2 separate regions of the Mus musculus genome follow, and region 1 is linked to region 2. A link is a loop called in an ENCODE intact Hi-C map of the cell type or tissue named here. Cell type or tissue: heart. All regions are shown on one strand. Each heading gives the region's core, and the rest is flanking DNA. Links, peaks and the distances in the headings are about the cores only.

Evidence for each region. Peaks named below come from ENCODE experiments on the same cell type or tissue, not always from the same donor. Only the 100,000 strongest peaks of a DNase experiment are listed, where the experiment ranks them.
Region 1: it touches region 2 in a loop (5-fold over the local background); 4 of 42 quality-filtered maps call a loop at or near these places.

Annotation. Positions count from the first base shown.
Region 1 is chr7:97,783,625-97,791,956 of GRCm38, forward strand. All of the region lies in intron 1 of Gm39050 (a long non-coding RNA gene), which reads right to left. It also overlaps a transcript of Pak1 not described here. Among named protein-coding and RNA genes, the nearest start is that of Gm39050, 13 kb to the right of the region's middle. In heart, for the core only: no CTCF peak of the experiment used is centred there; a DNase peak (open chromatin) is centred at 4,817; H3K4me3 peaks cover 1,631 bases; H3K27ac peaks cover 1,153 bases; H3K27me3 peaks cover 4,620 bases.
Region 2 is chr7:97,733,168-97,741,499 of GRCm38, forward strand. Aqp11 (aquaporin 11) reads right to left here and starts at 5,080. Exons shown (of 3, transcript NM_175105.3): 1 at 4,202-5,080. The coding sequence starts at 4,820. In heart, for the core only: no CTCF peak of the experiment used is centred there; a DNase peak (open chromatin) is centred at 4,984; H3K4me3 peaks cover 1,880 bases; H3K27ac peaks cover 1,220 bases; H3K27me3 peaks cover 288 bases.

The DNA of each region.
Region 1 (8,332 bases), core at 50-8,049, 50 kb after region 2:
TTAAGGACAGCTGTTCTAGAGAGCAAATTCCAGGTCGACCTGATCTGCATAGTGAGACCTGATCTCAGATCCAATTAGTTAAATCATCCATTAAGCAGCCACAAAAGAGACTGGTGAGATGGCTCAGCAGTTAAGAGCACTGACTGCTCTTCCGGAGGGAGTTCCAGAGGGAGTTCCCAGCAACTATGTGGTGGCTCACAACCATTGATAATGAGATCCGACACCCTGGTCTGGTATGTCTGAAGACAGCTACAGAGTACTTAGATATAATAGTAAATACTTTAAAAAAAAAAGCAGCCACAAAAAAATCAAACTCAGACAGCTATGGACCTATTATGCACAGGTGCTCAGCTACTTGGTGATCAGAAGAATGTAAATTAAAGCAAGAACACCCTGTCACACACTATGTACTGCCTGTAATAAATAAAACAGTAAAGATTGGTAATCCCAAATTGTTGAGGTTATAGAGAATTAAAATTCACATACCTTTCAGACAGGAGTGTAAACAAGATTGCCATTATCTATTAAATTTGATTTATAAGATGAACCTATAAATGAAACCTGAGCAGTTTGCAGCAGACACTTCTGGTATTACCTTCCCTGAGTCCATCTCTGATTTCAGCTGCAGCCTTGGACAGTTTGACTCTCTCTAGGCTGCAGCACTGACCCAGTGTCCACCATACACTTTCCTCTCTCTCCTGCAGCAACTTCTCTGGTATCAGGTTGTGATATGGACCTGCAAACAAAGCTATCAAGTTCAGGGGCATCAACATCCTGGGGACAACCCTCAGGTGATGAGAATTTCTGCAGTTGATTGACATTTCCCCCTCTCAGATGACTCCAGCTTTGTCAAGTTGACATAAAACTAGCCAGCACAAAAAACTTTCTACTCAGATAAATTAAATATCAAATGATAGAACTTTTATCAAACTTTAGTGAGTCCCACAGGCCACACACCATTCTAAAGAATTTCTACCTATGTATGCACTAGTTTCCATTCCTTTTGGAGAAATCTCAGCCCTGCCAAACGTGTGCTCTAGTCACTTACAATTTCATGTAGTTGGTTGGATTTTGTTTGCAATTTTGAGAGTCTTGAAGAAATATCAGTCTTAGGTCACTCATGTGCCTGTCAATTCAGGACATAATGTAAAATCCAGAAAATTTCCAGAGAAGACTGACAACATGACAAACCCTGCTCTTCTTTGGCAGCTGGAGGAGCAGACTATGTTGAAAGTGATGTCCTGAATGAAGAGCTGAGTGTGAAGCACCATGCCTGCAATCTCAGTACTTAGGGCACACTGAGGCAGGAGGGTCTTGGCTTTGGAGCTAGCTCTGGGCTACATAGCAAGACCCTGTCTAAAATGAAAACAAAGAAACACAATGTACTGGTGTGCTAGAGCTGTCTTCATTATTAGTTTTGGCAGGGGGTTAGGGACAGCATAGCAAGTGGTGTCTTACAATTGGGTGGACACATTAGATGGATGCACCTTCTAGCAAGCACCCCTTCCACTTTACTAACATAGACAAGCCCCACCCTTGACTGGAGATGAATTCTTTCTGGACTAGGGAATAAATTAGCACATGTAGTGGCCTAAAACAATACACACTTCATGGTATGTACTCACTGATAAGTGGATATTATGCAAAGAGTGTGGAATACCCAAAATACAACTCATGGACCACATGAAGCTCAAGAGGAAGGAAGACCAAAGAGTGGATGCTTCAGTCCTACTTAGAAGGGGGAACAAAATAATCAAGGGAAGTAGAGGGTGGGAGGAACTTGGGAGGAAGAGAAGACGGAGAGGGGAAAAGGGGGTAAGAATCAGGTATGGGAGGAGATGGAGGAGATGTACAGAGGGTCAGGAAATTGAACAGAGGTGTGTAGCCGTGGGGGATGGGGAACTGGGGGTAGCAACCAGAAAGTCCCAGATGCTAGGAAAGCAAGAGCCTTCCAGGACCCCACGGGGATGACATTAGCTCAAATATCCTACAAAGGGGATATTTCCTGTCGAGTCCATATCTAGAAATTAGGCATGGCCCCCTGGTTGAAGTATAGGGACACCCACTCATCTCCAAAATTTTAACCCAGAATTGCTCCTGTCTAAGGGAAATACAGGAACAAAGAGTGGAGCAGAGACTTAAGGAAAGGTCATCCAGAGACTGCCCCACCTGGGGCCCATTCCACATGCAGTCACCAAGAAGTGCTTGCTGATAGGAGCCTGAGACAACTGTCTCTTGAGAGCCTCTGCCAGATCCTGACCAATACAGAAGCGGATGCTTGCAGCCAACCATTGGATTGAACACAGGGAGCCCAATGGAGGAGTTAGGGAGGGGACTGAAGGAGCTGAAGGGGTCTTATCTGGCATCAATGGGAGGGGAGGCCCTTGGTCCTGTGAAGGCTTGATGCCCCAGTGTAGAGGAATGCTAGGGTGGTGAGGCAGGAGTGAGTAGGTGGGTGAGGGAGCACCTCATAGAAGCAGAGTAAGGGGGAATGGCAAAAGGGGGTTGCAGAGGGGAAACGGGAAAGGGGATAACATTTGAAATGTAAATAAATAAAATATCCAATTTAAAAATTACACACTTGCTATACAAAGTGACAATTCAGAAGTTCAAAATGGATGGGTGTGTATGGGTTCAAACCAAGGTGCCAGAGGATCCAAAGAAGACGTGTGCTCTTGCATGTTTCCCTCTTTTGAATATGCTCTCAAGAGCAGAGCGGTTCTTATCTCAAAGTCCTGATTTAATCACACCTGCTAAGTGTTTCGTCATGGAGGGAACCACATGTACTCTCTACAGTGGTCAGAATACTAGCATTCTGAAAGAGCTGCTATTTGCTTGCTGTGGAGACAGTGCAAAGAGAGTGTAGATTAGGATACATTTCCTGGGTTGTGATCCTGGGATAAACTATGCTCTGTGTACATGCCACAGTTTCCTCATCAAAGGACGAGAGGGACAGGAGGAAACCTGGAAGGGTTGTTGTAGGTTTGTTTAGCAAGATAGCATTAATGAAGGGCTCAGAACAGCATCTACCACACAGTAAGCTTTTATTAAATACAGTTTTTTAATTTTTAATTTAATTTTTATTTTTGGATATAGGGCTTCTGGATCTCACAGAGATTTGCCTGCTTCTGTCTCTTGAATGCCAGGATTAAAGGTCTATGCCTCCACCTAGACTTTAATATCTTTTAAATAAATTGATTGATACTATGTATCAAGCACTGCTCCAAGTTGGGAGGTACAGGTGGGTTTATTCTGTGGAACTGATGAAGTCAGATACACAATTACAGTTATTACAATTTGTACTGCTTGGGATAAAATAGCCAGGCCAGAGGTGATACACTTGGGAGCACTGTTACAGGTTCTAGGCCAGCCAGGAATCTTAAAAGAAAGAAAGAAAGGTGGTGAGGTGGGAGAGAGAGAGGAATAAATAGGCAGATTAGAAAGGGCATAATATTAAATTCAGGGAACCTTAGAAATATTAGTCAAACTCCTAGATTAATATGATATTGGAGTTTTAGTTTGTAAAAGGAATAGGTGTTTTCAAGTCAGATAATGAAGGAAGGGCTCTTGATAGAAAAAAGAATGTTAAAAAATGTTAGGTAGGATTCTTATGTGGCTCAAGACGAAGCCAGAAAGGTTGTCATACACAGCCAGCCTGTAAGTGCTGCGTTAAAGTTTGGACTTTATCCTAAAAGCAATAAAGTGTCTCTGACTGTTTAAACGTGGGGAAGCAATCATCAGTTTTGTAGCTTTATAAAGCTTCCCTGGAGACCACTGAGCATAATGAGTTAGATTTTGATTTTGAGAGAGGAAAGTTTGCTTCTGTTGCCCAGGTGCTGGTGGTGACCAGCAGTTTGGACAAGGCTTGACGTGGTTTTGTTTTTGTTTTTTTTTTATTTTTTGTTTTCTTTTCAGCTTACAAGCAGGAAGGACAATTTGAAATTAATGTTGAGAACAAGGATCTGATTAGAGGGCTGTTGAATGGTGATCATTGGCTGAGAACATGAAGGGGAAAGGTCATCAGAAATAGCTATTATTTTCAAGGGCAATGCATGCTAAACTGCATTTGTTGTTGTTGTTGTTAAGTTGAAGCTTAGAGAAGTCAAATTAGGATAGCCAGGTGCAACTTATTAAGAAATTATGGGTTAGGAATTCAACTTAACTTGGATATCTGGTGTGTGAAATAAGGCTCTGAGTTTTGGCTCAGAGTAATTTGTCTCGGTTTTGGATGTACTGAATTTGAGGTATAGCAGGACAGGCAAGTGATGAATGCCATTTTACAGGTATTGAGAAAAACAGAATCTGAGCTCAGGTAAAAGGTTTGCGTCAAAAATAGCCTCAGTGGTGGGAGAAGAGCAGACTTTTTATTTCAACCTGAGTCCAGTATAGCTTAAAAGTCTCCACTATTTCTTCCCCAGCCCTTACCCTAATTCTCAGACCTCTAACCCCAAGACAAACAGAAGAGTAGATGTCTGGGTCCGACGTGACGTGAGATCAGACAGTTTTCACACTTTCAGCTCTTGGTGACGAGCCCAGGGATGCCAAGATGCTTTATATTCAAGGGGCCACCCGCATTCCACTCTGACTTCACATTAACCATCTGACAGAGCATCCACATTTCAGGGAAAAGGCCGCTTCAAAGAGGGAGACCGCGACAGCTCACAGCAGACGCCCGGGCCCAATGACGTCACGCGGCAGCCAGGTGATTCCCTAGCCTCTGGCGTCAAGTGCTGATGACGTCATCCCGGCGCCCCACCTCGCCCCCTGGCCGTGTTGGCCTGGTTCACGTGGGTCTGTCCGGCGCTCCCCGCCCCCTCCCACCTGCGGGGGGCGGAGGCCGGGCAGAGGGGGCGGGCCCGAACGAAGGAGGCGTGGCTTGGGCGGGGTCGTAGGGCGCGGCGGCCGCCAGCCCGGCTACATACAATAGCAAGGCTGCGACCGGGGCCGAAGGTACCGCCGCACGGTGGGCACTCCTCGCCGCTGCCCTACACCTCCCCGTCCCACTGCACCTCTAGGCTGCGCGGAGTCCTGTCCGCTATCACCGGCTTTTCGCAGTCGCCGGTGCCCCCTCAGAGCCCGCGCTCTCCACAGTGTCCTCAGGGAAGGCTCCCCTTAGCGAGCGCACCCCGCCCCCTCATAGTCCCGGCGCGCCTCCCGCTCCCCGCGGCCCGCAGCGGCCCGCCCTCCAGACCCCGGGCCTGAAGGAACCCGGCGCGAGCGGCGAGAGGAGAACGCGGGGCGCCCGCCGGCTCACACTCCCGCGCTCTCTCTCCGGGTTTGGCGGCCGCCAGGAGGAGGAAGAGGAGGAGGAGGAGAAGAAGAAGGAGGAGGAGTGGAGCGAGCGCAGAAGGTGAGAGCTGGCCTCCCGCGACAGTGCTCCCCGCATCACGGCGGCCGGGCGAGGGCGCGGGGCTGGGGAAGGCGCTCGGAGGGGGCGGGGAGTTGGGGGGGCGGACCGGGGCGCCAGGTGAGCCGAGGCGGGCGCCGCCCCGCGAGGCCGACCGCTCCCTTCGGGCCAACAAAGGCCCCCATGTGTCAGCTCCTATGCGACCGCGGGTTCCCGAAGTCGGGGCGCTGGGGAGCCCCGAGGGCGGGCGCTGGGGCTGGGGAGGGCCCACAGGTCCCGGTCTCGGTTCCGGACTGACTCCCTCCGGAACTTCGGGGTCCTGAGACGCTAAAACTGGCCCGCGACGCAGATGCTAAGTGAAGCAATGAGGGTTTATTCTCCGTGGTCGGTCCCGGCTTGGGAATCACTTTTCAGGTTCATCGCCTTGTAAAATAGACGGGTAGCAAATGACCCCACCTTCACCCCAGGAATACTCCGTAACTTGGGAAGTTCCTCACAGACTTAGAACGAGAATCAGGTTTTTTTTTTTTTTTTTTTTTTCCCCACGCCCATTTTTAGTCTATTTCAAAGGCAGAGTTCTTCCAACCATCACTATCTTGGATCTTTTAAAGGTAAACGATACTGTGTTTTTGGAAGAATACTTGACAGTTATTGAGTGCCTTTAAAAAATATCTTGTATCCTGTTTCTTATGTTAAACCCCTTGGATAATCACCTTATCCTTTACGATATTTCCAGAACTGTGAAAGGTAAAAGAAGAGGTTATTAATCAAGTTAGTACTTCTATCTTAAGAATCGTTCTTGAGAAAAACCTTTGTCCCCTATGTCTAAGGGTCTCTCAACTCTGTCAGGAGGAAAACTGGAGTTCAGCGGTACAGAGATGCCTCATTAGGCATTACCTCCTTCCAATATGACCTTGAATTGATCACACCCAGCCTTAAAGTTCTTAGAGTTTGCTTTTAAAGTTCAGAAATGAGCAGCTAGCTAGCAATCATCTGCTCAGCTTTCGGGATTCCACTGAAGAATCCTCTCCACCTTGGAGTCTTTGCTGGCATCCATTCTGCTTCCTTCCTGACACAACAGTCTTCTCCCCACTGGGGCTCCCAGAGGCCCACAGAGATTTCTTCTGTCTGCACTTGTAACGCATTCTACTTGGAAATCTTATGTTCACATGTACACAAACCATCTCAACTAGAAGCCACCTCTCAAAGAGTTTTGGCAACTCGGACTCTGACATTTCCTGAAGCTTATTCTAGTCTTAACCTGCTAAGTGAACTCATGGCTTGGCCTGATCAATTTACTTATTTATTCATCTGTTTATCCAATATTACTGCTACAATCTGAAGTGCTACAGTGTTTCAAGCTGCCTGCTAAAGTCTGTGCTGATTTCAAGTACATCAATACAGCTGGTCTTTGCTCACAAGACCAAGAGCTCAAAGTTTAGTGGGTGAGGTAGACTTGTAAACAATGAAGGTCCTCTGGGGGACTCCAGTTGTACAGAGAATGGTGCGCAGTAATTAAGGTTGCTGGACCTGTCCTACAAGTCCTGGCCACAGCAAGTCCGTAGGGAAAGTGGCCCTTCATCTGTAAGAGTTTACTTGATAAAAAGCTTATCCAGTTCAACTCCATGTATATTTTCTGAGTACCTGTTTTGAGGTCTTTTGCTAGGTTTGCAGGAAGCTGTGTACCTTGAGGGGTCTTTGTAAAACAAAACCTGGTCTATCAGTGCTTCCTCCCCTCCCACCCCCCTTTTCACAGTTGAAGGATTACCTTCAAACTTTTTAGTGTGAAATAAGAAACTCCTGGAGAGCTGACCATTGCCTACTTTTGCATCCTTAAACTTTCTGGGTTCTGTCCTCCGCCTCCTCTTCTCTTCTCTTTTCCGAATTGCTGCTTTGCCTGGAGTGCTGCTTCCTACCTGTTATTTGCCTGTGGAGAATTCTTTATTGGACCTCTGAGAAATAGTTCCTCCTCTTCCCTCTTCCATCTCTGGGAATGAGTTACTCTTCCATCTTCTGGCTCAGGAGTCTAGAATTTTTGTAGTACTCCTTTAGTAATCAGTTGCAATTAAATTTGAGTCTTCATCTTTGAGCTTTAGCCCCTTCTTTCCTTCTTTCCTTCCTTTTTTATGGTACTAGGGATCAGGTGCTCTACTGCTGAGCTATATCCCCAGCCCTTGGATGTCTTACACTGAGCATTTTTAAATTTTGAGACAAAAACCAACCTTGGACTCATTCTGTAGCTCAGGCAATGAATTTGTGATTCTCTTTTAGCTTCCTAACTGGGAGACCACTAAGTTCAGTGGCCTGTGAATCTTTTATCTTTCCTTTCCGTTCCTTTCCTTTCCTTTTCTTTTCTTTCCTTTTTAAAAATTTTTTTCTTTGACATGTTGAAGAATGAAACTAGCCCCCCCCCCCCCTTTTTACGTTTTCCTTATTTATTGTGTTGTGAGTGCATGCATCCGAGGTGTAGCTTATGCAAAGTCACCTTTTGGGAATTCTCTTTCCTGGCGATCAGACTAAGGTCATCAGGCTTGGCAGGAAGCATCTTTTCTTGATGAACCATCTTGTCAGCCCTATATATTATTAAATTTCCACTTCCTTATTGTGTGTGTGTGCGTGTGTGTGTGCGTGCGTGCGTGCGTGTGTGTGTGCGTGCGTGCGTGCGTGTTAGTGGAAATTTTGTGGAGGTCAGAGGACAGCTTTCAGGAGATGATTCATTCTCTCTTTTCACAGTGAGTTTCAGGGGTGGAACTGATTAGGTATGTTCATTAAAGCAAGGGCTTTTTTTTTTTTTTTTTTTAACCTGTTGACCAATCTCATTAGCTCTACTTTATATTTTGAGACAGGACCTTCCTAAGTTGCTCAGGCATGCCTTGAGCTTGGAATCCTTCTTTGTCTAGCTTCTGAGTAGCTGGGGTTACAGGCCTGTGCCACTAGGCCTGTCTTTATGAATTACTTGAGGTCAAGATATGTTTGGATATCGTG
Region 2 (8,332 bases), core at 286-8,285:
ACACATGGTGGAAGGGATATTTGACTCTCTAAAGTTGTCCTCAGACCCCTACACATGTGCTATAGCACGCATATACACCCATCCCCCACCCCACATACACATACAAAATAAATACATTTAACTTCTCTAGACACTTGGAAGGACCAATTGAGTTTGAAAGCAGCCTAGGTAGTGACAAAGCAAGAGAAGACTCCATCTTAAAAAAATAGTTCGTAACTCTGCTTAGCTACAGAGCTTTTCTCTTTTTTTTTTGGGGGGGGGGGATTCAAGACAGAGTTTCTCTGTATAGCCCTGGCTGTCCTGGAACTCACTTTGTAGACTAGGCTGGCCTCAAACTCAGAAATCCACCTGCCTCTGCCTCCCAAGTGCTGGGATTAAAGGCATACGCCACCACGCCCGGCCAGAGCTTTTTTCTTTTGTTAGGAAAGCCAATGTGTCTATAATTGGTATCATATAGGTAGCCTCGGCTTACATATGAACCTTCAGTGCTGGGCACAGCATGTGATTAGCGTATATCCAGCCATAGGCTTAGTTTCCACCCATTAAAAACGAGTGCTAAGCAGTGAATGCACAGTCCTATGAGCCTGTTGCTCTGTTGCTCAAATCCTTATCAGACACTCTAGCAGTCAAAGGCAGTCCATTATCTTTGGAACAGTCATGACTTATTATCTGCAAAGTAACAGGAATGGTAAGTCCAGGAGCGGCCATTTCCAAGGTGCGTTCTTTTAGGCTACAGACTCTAGACAGAAAGGACCCCAAACCTGTTTCACATCCTCCTCTTGGGGTTTCACACTACATAGGAACAAAGTGATGTCTCTATAAGATCTTAACCTTAGAAACCTGCTTAATCCAGGGCTTAAGGGGTTATTGGCAACAGAATTGTGTAATAATGAAAAGCTTTAAGTTTTCATACACACACATCATCACGCACACCATTTGCTGTTCTTTGTATTCACAGTGCTGCGTGGCCATCAGCACCAACTTTACCCAAAAGTGGTCCAGCCCCTCAACATTTCCCCCGTGTCTTCTTTTTCATCCTATTTATGTTAGGATCTTGTGTAGCCTAGGCTGGCCTCAAAGTCACTACATAGCCCAGGCTTACCTGAATTTCTGATCCTCTCCCCATTGCTTCCTGAGTACTAAGCCACCACACCTGACCCTAAGTTTTCATGTGTTTTTTTTTTCACTGCTGCCAACACAAATCCTATTCCTACTCAATAGTGCATCCTCACCCAGTCTACCCTCACCCCCTGCTCTCTCAGTAACTTCTATTTACTTTCTCAGTTTTTGAATTTGCCTGTTTCAGGTATTTCTTGGAAGCAGAGTCACACAGTATTTGTTTTGGGTTTTGTTTGTTTTTTTTTTTTTTTTAAAGCCAGGCTTCTAAGCCGGGAGTGGTGGCACACACCTTTAATCCCAGCAGAGGCAGGCGGATTTCTGAGTTCGAGGCCAGCCTGGTCTACAGAGTGAGTTCCAGGACAGCCAGGGCTATAAAGAGAAACCCTGTCTCGAAAAAAAAACAAAAACAAACAAACAAAAAAAAGCCAGGCTTCTTTTGCTTAACATTATGTTCATCCATGTAGCATATGTCAGAACTTTACTCCCTTTTATAGCCAAGCAATCTGTGCACACTATGGAAATGCTGATAATTACATCGTTAAACTGATACCCAGCAGTGTGAGCCATGGTTCCAGCCTAGCCTCGCTGCAACCTGAGGCAGGTCACTTCTTTCCCCAGTGCTATTTGCTTTACTTAAAATGGGAAGAAGAATAATGTGCCCGTCCTGGGTAACTGTGAGAATTACGGTAACCCATGAATTCCTTAGCAAAGTGATTGGGTCTATAACAGGTACCTAGGGAGTACTCTTATCTCTTTTATATTGGCAGAAAGGCATGTAGCTTTATAACCAGTGTATATTTGGTTCCACCCCTGCAGTCTCCGGCCCTGACCAATACCAGAGCCACCAGCTCTAGTACAGTGAGGCGTGACGGAGGAATGCACATACAGTCTGAAGTGCTGAAGTTTAACTTCAATCTAAATAGGCACCTGGAGCCAGTGGCTGCTGAGCAGGACAAAGCAGGTCCACTCTAGAGCATTGTTCAAAACCGGTTTCATAATCGGATCGCCTGGGCAGAACTTTAAACTCTGACACTTCCTCCGCCCCTTCCCAGAGCAGTTAGATGCTGAGATCTGCACCAGAATGGGTATATTTTTAAAACTCCAGAGATTTGGAAAGAGATTGTTGAGAACGTCTGCATCAGAGATTGGTTTAGTCCTGAGTATTCACGACAAGAAATCAGCCGAGCTTCAGACCCTTAAACTGACATCCTAGAGACCTTCTCCATTGGCCTCTTACTTAGAAATAACTCCAAGGGTCACTTTTCTTCTCTTTTGGAAGACGTTTTTACCCCTCACAAGAGCCAAGGGCCATGTGCATAAAGGCAAGTGTTCTATCTTTGAACTACATCCCCAGCCCAGGAATAGTTAGTAGTAAATACATTATTTATGGAATCATAACTTGGTGCTAAGAGCATAAAAGTACAGGAAGAACACCAACTTCACAACTATCAACAGAGGCAGGAGGAACAATTCGGGGGTGAGAAAGATCTAGGTGTCCTTAAGTTCTTTTTAATTATAAAACAATCTCAGATTTTTATTTTTTGTGTGCTTGTTTTTAAAGACTAGGTCTCATGTAGCCCAGGCTGACCCAAACCCAGTCAGTAGCAGAAGACTTTATTCCTCCTGCCTCTACCTGTCCAGTGCTAGTATCTCGGGCATGAATCACCTGCACAGCTCTTTGCTGCTTTAATGGGCAAGCACAGAACTCTCCTGTGGTAGAACTGCTCATGCACAGCGGGAGTTTCTGCTTTAGCTGAAACTCTCACTGGCCCCTCAAATAGCACGTGCCCACTTCTCTTATCCCACACAATGTGTTTTCCTGTGTGTCAACTAAAAAAACAATGCTAGATTCAAAGAAAGGAGACTTCTGAAGTCTTTCATGTTGCCCCAGGAAGTCAAGCCTACACTGGAAGTCAAGGGGTTTTGTTTACTGTGCCCTGGCTTGAGCCCAGAAGGGCAGTGCTAGGCAGGGTTTCCCTTTTAATGAGTACAAGAAGTATTAAGACTGTCACTAGGTGTCCTTTATTTATATTCATGCCTCTAAAACATTCTTTATAGTTCCACTATCATCCCAGTAAAAGTATTTCATTATTTTAAATGACACACTCTTTTAAAAGGCGCATTTTATCATTAAACAATTTTTGAATTGCTACTGCAGCTAAGCTTTGTGAAAGTAAACAAGTAAATAAGACTTCTGGAGGGTTTTTTTTTCTTGTTTTTGTTTTGTTTTCCTTAGACCGGGTTTCAGTATTTAGCACTGTCTGACAACGAATTTAACATTATCCTCCTCCTCTGCTTCCTGAGTGATGGGATTACAGGCGTGTGCCACCACACCCAGCTGAGAATGATTTGTTTTTAAAGAGCATCTTTAAAAACATTTTAAACTTGAGCCGGACTGTGGTGGCAAACGCCTTTAATCCCAGCACTTGAGAGGCAGAGGCAGGTGGATTTCTGAGTTCGAGGCCAGCCTGGTCTACAAAGTGAGTTTCAGGACAGCCAGGGATACACAGAGAAACCCTGTCTCGTAAAAACAAAACAAGAACAGTTTAAACTTGAAACACACCTTTCATGGGAGTCTACTTAAAAGTCCACGTGCAACTCCACATAAGGAATATGACAAGTAATTTGTAGGAAAAAAGTAGGACGTGAATGCAGCTACAGAACTGCTTCTCCTCGCGGTCAACTACTGACCTATCGTGCACTTTAAGCTCGAAGGAACTTTTTGACCGGATCGTTTCTCAGTAAGAGTGTCAGAAGCAATCTATACCACCTTGGCATGAGAGCCGTAACTGATAAGCTGCCTTTCTAACATTAAAACAATCCCTTTGTGGGCTATTTAAGCCTTTGGCAGTAATCTGCCACGATCTTAGTTTCGGCACCGGAGTGTCTGCTTTCTCTGGGTGTTCAAAACAGCAATGAATGAAGATCTGTATGTTGGCTCCAACTGCTAGGCTGCAAGGTGGTTAGAATAATAAGTGGCCCAGGGTAGGGTGCAGGGGGTGCTCAAATGTATCGGTAAAGAACTTAGAACCTCTGGTCATAGAGGCTCCGGACTGCCAAGTGTTTGGTAGGAATAACAAACCTGCATAGGCCAAAAAGGTGATGAGTGCAGCCAGCAGGTGGATGCGAAGCTTGGTTCGGACCTCCTGGAAGTGCAGTAGAGCGCTGTGGAAAATAAAGGAGCAGATGGCCTCTATGATGATCGCTTTGGACATGTCGGTGTGGATGGGATTCCTGCAAGCTAAGATCCTTTCGTCGTAATGGTACTTGGTCAGACTCAGGCTCCACAGGGCGCTTATGCAGTACCTGCTGCACAGGGCGCTAACCAGCTGAGCCAACAACCTCACGGCACCCATTTCGGGGGACATACCCCCCAGAATCATCTGCATCATCACGCCGCACGGGTTGCTAGCTGTGCCCACCAGGGTCAGGCCATGCACCAAGGAAAAGAAGTAGATCAGTGTCAGAGTCCAGGTGGGGTGCGCAGAGTCCTGCTCGCTCAGCACTTGGAGCTCGTGGGTGCAGCAGCAGAGCTGGAAGGTAGCTAGAAACTCCAGGACGAAGGCGTGGACCACGGGCCTGTGTAGCTGTTGCCGGGCGATCACGCGGGCCAGCCCCACGAACAGCACGAACAGCAGCATTAGCCCCAGCGAGATGCAGGTGTCCTGCACCTCGGGCCGGAGCCCCAGTAGCGCGGACATGGCTCCCTCACCGCTGGGGATGGCTGAGGGCGGCAGGGACAGAGGAGCGTCGGGGGCTGGAGTCCGAAGTCCGCCGCCCCGCCCTCCCACGCCCCTCAGGGGCGGGCCGAGTGGAGAGCCCGGGTTCCGCGCTGGAGGGCTCCTCCCCTCCCCGGCTGCGCTGTGCAGATGTGACCTGAGCCGGGGAGGGGGGGAGGGCGGGGGAAAGGAGGCGGCGAGGGAGCTGTCCCTGGGCACTGGCGGAGGGGACAACGGTCTGTAGAGCCCCACGCGCACCCGCCTTCCGCCGCCTCCCTCAGCACAGGGCCAGGGCCCCGAGACCACTGCGCACGCGCGTGGCGCCCGAGCTCTGGGCTCTCAGCGCCGGACCCCGAGCCTAAGACCGCACCACGCTGGTGCTAGAGCATGTGGCGATCGGAGCGTGGCTTGGGAACTCTGCCTTGATCTTTGCACACTCCGGAAACTGTACTCCACGGAGCCCCAGAGGTCATCTTTGCAGCCACCCCGTTTTTACTAATGGAGAGACTGAGGTTGAGGAGCGAGGAGGTGACCCTCAGGGAAGGAGCTGTGGTCAACTGGGAGTGGGCGTGAGAACCGAGGTTTGACTGGTTTGACAAGGTGTTAGAGCTTTGGTTTTCTTCACCCACACTCGAACTTTTTTCGTAAGTGTGGGGGAAAATATATATATCCATTTATGTGTAAAATTGACGTTAATTATATTCACACTTTATCTAGCTATCGCCACTATTTCCAAACTTTGGATGTTGTGTTTTATTTTTTATCGAATGCATTTGCTTAATTATCTAATTGTCTTATTTATGTTTATATATGTGCATACACACACACACACACACATATATATATATGTATGTATATACATACATACATACATACATACATACATACATACGGGGGTCGCTGTGCCCAATCTCATGTGTTCCACAAGGTGGGTCCCAGGGATCAAACTCAAGTCCTCAATTGGGCACCTTTACCTGCTGGAAGCACCTTGCCTGCAGGTGGTGGTTTAGGCATGAAGTCCTCAAAGTTTATAATGTTTATGTTATCTTCATCATGAGATATTAAAATACTAAGAAAACATTGTTTGCTTGTTCTCATTGGCATCCAGTGTGGGAAGGAAACCCTTGGATTGGTTGGCTTCCCAGAATCCTGGGACAACCTGAGGCAGGATGGAAAGAAGGGAGTTTGAGGGGCCATGGAAAGGAAGCTAGCCTGGAGCTGAAGTCTTGCACCAGCTGAGAGTCAAGTATTCCAGCACAGTTAACATCTATTGTGAAGTTTGCCTTATAGATATCCCAAATAAGAATATTAAAATAGGTGCTGGTGAGATGGCTCAGCGGTTAAGAACACTGACTGCTTTTCCGGAGGTCGTGAGTTCAAATCCCAGCAACCACATGGTGGCTCACAACCATCCTTAATGAAAAACAAATAAAAAACCTATGGTCCAGTGCGAGCGGGGCCGGAGCAAAAGGGAAGGGGGGAAAAAGGGAATATTAAAATAGTTCTGGAAGTCACTTTCTGAGGCGACCTTCCTCCTAGATGGTCTTTGTGACTTCCAACCATGGCATACCAGGGCCAGGGCCACAGAAGGTGTGGAGGGTGATGGTGCAGTCCGCCAACCTCAAGTTCAGATACTTGCCAGGCAGATTCCGGTGTGGCTGTGTGAGCAAGTGAATATTGGGAAAGAGGGATAGATGGCTGCATTATTGGCATTGAGGAGTACTTGAACCTCGTATTAGATGATGCAGACAAGATTCACCGTAAAACAAGAAAACAGCCGGGCTGGATCATGCTGAAAGATTTCTGAGTTTGAGGCCAGCCTGGTCTACAGAGTGACCTTCAGGACAGCCAGGGCTACACCGAGAAACCCTGTCTTGGGAAAAAAAAAAAAAAAAGTCTTCTAATGGGAACACAGTCTGAAACATTTATTTATGTTGTTTCGGTAGCCCTTATGCTATTATTATATAACAATAAGTGCTGTAAGGTTGTTTTGTCTCACACACACACACACACACACACACACAGAGAGAGAGAGAGAGAGAGAGAGAGAGAGAGAGAGAGAGAGAGAGAGAGAGAATGTTAGAATAGGGATTAAGGAAACATAACCTTTCCCCCAGTTTTCTAGTTTTCTCATGAGGAGCTCCATTTAGTGAAAGATATATCTAATCTCCCTTGAATAACCTTTGTGACCCAGGATTTACCTCATCAGGTTGTAATCATATCCAAGACATCTTATGACTCACTCTATACTCATATTTACCAAAAAGGATGTGTGTGTGTGTGTGTGTGTGTGTGTGTGTGTGTGTGTGTGTGTAATAATAGGAAGGAGCCCTTAGAAAAACTTCCATCAATGGAATTCTAAAAGCTTCTAAAATCAACATGCAATTGTGTGCAGTTGTGGCCAAGCCACTTAACTACAATTCCTGAGAAGCCCACACCCAAACTATGGTTGGCTATTGTCCTGTCCAAGAGGGCCTTTCTATTGAAGTCTGTGTAAAGAAAATCTCTTCTTTGTAAACTCCAGTTTGCTTCACAGCAACTCATCCTGAAATTCTTTTCTGCACTGAAGTTAAGAATCCCAGATTTGAGCCTGTGTGGTAGCACACGTCTTTTTTTTTCCCCTCAAATATTTATTTATTGTATATATATGTGAGTACACTGTCATCATCTTCTGACACACCAGGAGAGGGCATCAGATCCCATTGTGAGCCACCATGTGGTTGCTGGGAATTGAACTCAGGATCTCAGGAAGAGCAGTCAGTGCTCTTAACTACTGAGTCATCTCTCCAGCCCCGGTAGCACACATCCCAATCTCTGCAAAGGCAGGCAGATCTCTGAGTTCAAGGTCAACCTGGTCTACATAGAGAAATCCTTCACCACTGCCCCTAAATAATTCCAGCGTTGTCTCGTGGGAGTCTCTGGAAAGAAGGCCCCAGGCTTCTCCAGTCAGCAGTGTGGAGCTCTGTCTCTCCCACCTGATTGGCTTCAGAAATCATGGTAACCAACCCCTTAGCACAGAGCCCAGCACAGAGCAAAACGTGCTTAGTGAGTAGCTTGAAATTGAAACCCCGTGTTCTGACCGCCTGGGTCCAAGAGTTCATGACAACACCGCACTCCTAAGAATTCACCCACGTGGGTGGCCCGCAGTGAGCAGAGTGGGAACAGCTGCCGGGGCTCCCCTGACCTTGAGCCTAGCAGTGTTCTGAGCTGATGTATGTCGCAACGCTTGCCTTAGTTCGGGGGTGACTAAGCACCATCCTGCCTCAGTCTTGTCCCACATGGCTCTGTCACCCACAAGTCCATCTATTTCCTAGAGCTGAGAGGGCAGGGCAGCACAGTCAGGTGGGTGACCTTCTGCACAGTCCAGTCTCATTTCCCAGGCTCAACTGTCCCTTTTATAACCTTATGAAGATTCCCAGACTGTAGCTCGCATCTGTTACCCTACCATGCTGGTGCCCGAGGTAGGATTGCCTCAAATTTGAAGGAAAATTCCT